Linked DNA regions of Homo sapiens: region 1 is linked to region 2. Evidence: chromatin loops called from intact Hi-C (ENCODE). Cell type or tissue: HCT116. All regions are shown on one strand.

Region 1 (2,500 bases), 480 kb before region 2:
CCTAACTATGGCTTTTCTTCCTTACCAGCCCTTTCTGGGTCCTGACTGTATTCCTATTCGAAAGACTAGGGAGGGATAGATAATAATTTTTATTTATATTTATCCTGTTTTATTGTCTTTATTGTATTTTTAACTATTTCAATATGGATTTTTTTAAAATGTCAGCCTCCCACCATAAAAAATGGAGTTCTGTGACAGCAGGGACCTTGTTTGACCAGTTGACACCTGTAACCTTAGCACCTAGACTAGTGAAGGCCATATAAGGGCCTATGGGAAATATTCTGCAAGTAAAAAATAATCCCATAAAATAATTAAAAGTTGCTCCAACAACAAAGCACTTGTCCTGTTAGAGGGAACTTCCTATTAAAAAGACGATTTTCAAATGTAAGCAAAAACAGAATAGTATAACAAGTCCTCATATCAGCAGTTAGCAAGTTATTGCCACACTTGCTTTATCTATTGTTTATTTTCCTGAAGTATATTGTTTATTTTCCTGAAGTATATATATTAAAGCAAAATCCCAGATGTCTTGTCATTATATAATTATTATTCCATTATCACACTTTGTAAAATTAACAATTATTTCTTAGCATCATCTTATACCCAATCCATTTTCACATTTGCCCAGTTGTATAAAAAAAATCTCATTTTAGACTTAATTTGTTGAAATCTGGATACATGCAAGGTCCATCCATTGCATTTGATATGTCTCTTAAGTCTAAATACGGACATACTTGTCCCCTTACTTATTGAAGAGCCTCGATAAATTGTCCTAAGTCCCACATTCTAGATTTGTCTCTTTGCCATTTCATGATGCCATTTAACTTGTGTCTCTATCCCTCTCTCCCATTTCTTGTAAACTAGAGGTTGGTTCAGAAGTTTAATTAGATTCAGGTTATATTTTATGGGAAGATTCTTCGTAGGTGCCATTGTGTAGGAATCTCACTCTTGATATTTAAACTCATGATTTAAAAATTTAAAAAGAGGTAGTTCCCAATGTGTAGTATTTGAAGTGTACAGATTCTCCCTAGCTTTTTGAAAGTTATTGAAAATGTTTTAAGACTAAAAAGAGAAATAATGAACAAAACTAGATTAAAGTCAGTTGTTATTGTTGTCCACTGTGTCCTGAACCCCACCCCTGCCTTTTATTCTACTCAAATATTAGACCTAGTTTAGATAATCTATTTGTAACATGTGAATTCCTAGATGATTTTTTTCATCTATTGCTGACCACAAGAGGGCATCCAGTGAACATGTTCTAAGCATTCTTCCATTGTCGTCTTATGTATAATAGACATAAAACTGAGGAATCGCCTTACACTCATAGGTGGGAATTGAACAATGAGAACACTTGGACACAGGGTGGGGAACATCACATACCAGGGCCGGTCGTGGGATGGGGGGACGGGGGAGGGATAGCATTAGGAGATATACCTGATATAAATGATGAGTTAACGGGTGCAGCACACCAACATGGCACATGTATACATATGTAACAAACCTGCACGTTGTGCACATGTACCCTAGAACTTAAAAGTATAATAAAAAAAAAAGAAAAAAAAAACTGAGCTCAAATCAGCCTGCCCTTGTTTGATTGTCCAAATCACCTATATTACGATTTTTATTTAAAACCTAATGAATTTTAAATATACAATCTGTATACCCAAATAAAAGGTTAGAACCAAGCATGATATCAAATTAGCACTCCAGAGATAACTTTCCAGATTTAAAGGGGAAAACCTACCTTTACAATGGAGATAGCTGGTCATCACCACTACTTTAACCAAATGATCAAACATAGTGTCACCCAGTAGCAGGACATTTTGAAATTAGATGCCTCCTGAAATATGCAGGATTACCTACAGAGTGTCTTGACTGAAAAAGAAAAGCTGAACCTGAAGCTAACCAAGCCTTTAGACCTTATTCCCAGTGTATAGGAAATACAGGGCGAGAGAGAACCAAATAAAACAGTACCACAATTAGACAAGTCCAGAATTTGCTACAGTTGACAGACTGTCTGGTCTAATCTCATCCTAAAAAGTCAGTGTTGTGTAAAAACAAGAAGTTGGAAGGACCAGTCTAGATTAAAAGAGACATAGCCAAATGCAGTGCCGGAAAACTGTTGGATGGCTCATGTAGGTATTCCAGTGAAGGCTAGGATGCTAATAATGAAAAACCATTTGAAGAGTTTGAGTAAAATTGTTTCATCAAATGTGAGCAGAAGGCAGCAGTATAGATAGAATATATATTTCCTGAAATGTGATTTTAAATTAAATATATGAAACAAATTTATAGAATTTGATTATTTCATCAATATACCTGAAGGTTGGTATTTTTAAGTTGGCCAAAACTTTGCTTTTAATCTCATTGGGCAAAATGAGGAATTGCCTTATGATAACTGTCATCCTAAACCAGAGATTTTGTTTCAGATGAACTTTTATTATCTCAATAATAGTGTGTTTTCCTATCTGTTAGATAAAAATGGGTCTGTAACTAATTG
Region 2 (2,500 bases):
AACTGCTTGAATCCGGGAGGTGGAGGTTGTATTGAGCCGAGATCGCACTACTGCACCCCAGCCTGGGCAACAGAGCGAAACTCCATCTCAAAAAAATAAAAAAAATAAAGTCCTGCTTCCCTGATGCTGACTACCACACATGCCCTAATCTGTAGCAATTGTCCCTGCTTATCAAGATCAGAGTTCTCAAAGGATGATCCAAAATTCAAGTCACAACTAAGTCTGCATTATCTTCATTTGTGTTTCCTTTTCAGTTTTATAAAGAAAAATCAAGAGACAATTTCACTTACTGAGTGGCACACACTATTTTCCTGATGATGAAACAGCTATAGTTGTCAGGAACTATTCATCAGGGCATTAATAATGAAGGTTTGCTGCATTCTTCCTCTCTGGACAGCAAAATTTTACTCATTTTTCAAAACCTAATTCAAATTCCCCTTCCCTGGCTGGGCACAGTGGCTCACGCCTGTAATCTCAGCACTTTGAGAGGCCGATGCGGGCGGATCACTTGAGGCCAGGAGTTCGAGACCAGCCTGGCCAACATGGCGAAACCCCGTCTCTACTAAAAACACAAAAAAATTAGCTGGGCGTGGTAGTGCACACATGTAATCCTAGCTACTCAGGAGGCTGAGGCAGGAGAATTGCTTGAACCAGGAAGACGGAGGTTGCACCCAGGCTGGAGTGCATTGGCACGATCTCAGCTCACTGCAGCCTCAAACTCCTGGGCTCAAGTGATTCTTCCACCTCAGCCTCCCAAGTAGCTGGGACCACAGGTAAGTGCCACCACTCCTGGCTAATGTTTTTAAAAAATTTATGTAGAGACAGGGTCTCCCTATGTTGTCCAGGCTGGTCTTGAACTCCTGAACTGAAGCAATACTCCCACCTTGGCCTCCCAAAGTGCTGAGATTACAGGCATGAGCCACTGCACCCAGCCAGAATGGAATATTTTGACATTTGTTTTGTGTGCATTAATTTTGACTTCTCAGTTAGATTTTAGGTATAATGCCATATTGTTGTTTGGTGGGATGCTTTTGTTTTTTGCACCCCTCACAGGCCCAAGGTCAGTGCTGGGCACTTAGCAGATAGCTAAAAGCTTATCAGTTATCCTACAGATGTCTACTAATAACTGTCTCCTCCACTGGGGAACATTCCCCCCACCACTCACCCGTCATAGCTGAACACACTTTGTCTATACAAGACAAGCAAGGGATCCTAATTAGAGGAGCAGTAAATCTTAAGTGGCTGCTCACCATGGGTTGGGGTAAGAGGAGAGCAGAGAGAATCAGCACTCCCAGTTACCTCTCTTCCCCTCTTCTCCCCTCCCCTCCTTCTGTTTCCCTCTGATTTTCCCTGGCTCTTCAGTGCCTAACTGTGCCAGCAAGCATTTAGAAATCTGAGGCTCCAACACACTTCTGACCTCACAGGCAGAGAGCGCAGCTGAGATCTGGTGATACAGGAAACTGTCTTGTCTTCCTCCCCTGTACCAAAGGCACAGAAAAACAATCCTGAATGAAATTATAAAGAAAACCTTATGTGTGCACACCACCTTGTGACCAGTTTGCAAACTACTCTGACACAAAAAGACGCATAAACACTCTGAGATATTCACACATGCCTGCCACTACCATCAATCCAAGGAGACCAGTACCCCAAAGTATGATGGTTTTTTCCATTTTCCTCACTTTGCATTGACCAGAGGAATGAAAAGATAAGACTTTGAGATAAACAGGAATCCATTTTACCACCATAGATACAAAACTTAGAGACCGTTAAGGAGCACTGAAACCACTTTCATAGCATTTTCTCATTTGCACCCTGCAACCTGTTTTTAGAAAGAGGAGGCTGCAGGCCGGGCGCGGTGGCTCACGCCTGTAATCCCAGCACTTTGGAAGGCCGAGGCGGGCGGATCACGAGATCAGGAGATCGAGACCATCCTGGATAACACAGTGAAATCCCGTCTCTACTAAAAATACAAAAAAAAAATTAGCCGGGAGTAGTGGCGGGTGCCTGTAGTCCCAGCTACTCGGGAGGCTGAGGCAGGAGAATGGCGTGAACCCGGGAGGCGGAGCTTGCAGTGAGCCGAGATCCGCCACTGCACTCCAGCCTGGGCGACAGGCGAGACTCCTCAAAAAAGAAAAAAGAAAGAAAGAGGAGGCTGCAAGAAGCAAGTGAAGTAAGTGGATCGAAGTTTGAAAACAGTTAAGGATGATTCAAAGTACAGCCCTCACCCAGAAACTGGTGACCCATCTGCTTGGTCACAGTGTACCAGCTACTTAACTATCTCTCCCTGGCTCTTGCTGTTTACTCTGATTAAGGTTCCCAGCTCCACCTTCAGGTCAGCTCCCTTTTATCTGGGCACAGGGGCTATCTCCTTCTTCCATACTCTGTGCAATCCTTGCCAATGACCAACTAAATACTAAATTGTTAAGAGCGATATGTTATTTTCCTTTAGTCTCACTAGCATTAAAACCTCCTTCCCTCCCACTTCATAAACTCAGTT

The links. Peaks named below come from ENCODE experiments on the same cell type or tissue, not always from the same donor. Only the 100,000 strongest peaks of a DNase experiment are listed, where the experiment ranks them.
Region 1: it touches region 2 in a loop (6-fold over the local background); 4 of 110 quality-filtered maps call a loop at or near these places.

What each region holds. Positions count from the first base shown.
Region 1 is chrX:134,422,569-134,425,068 of GRCh38, forward strand. All of the region lies in intron 9 of PHF6 (PHD finger protein 6), which reads left to right. Among named protein-coding and RNA genes, the nearest start is that of HPRT1, 36 kb to the right of the region's middle. In HCT116, a CTCF peak has its summit at 1,224 (motif pointing right); no DNase peak of the experiment used is centred here.
Region 2 is chrX:134,907,139-134,909,638 of GRCh38, forward strand. The region is part of intron 1 of MOSPD1 (motile sperm domain containing 1); the gene reads right to left. Among named protein-coding and RNA genes, the nearest start is that of MOSPD1, 6.9 kb to the right of the region's middle. RefSeq lists a silencer at 1,281-1,575 and an enhancer at 1,466-2,009. In HCT116, a CTCF peak has its summit at 1,533; no DNase peak of the experiment used is centred here; H3K27ac peaks cover 1,662 bases.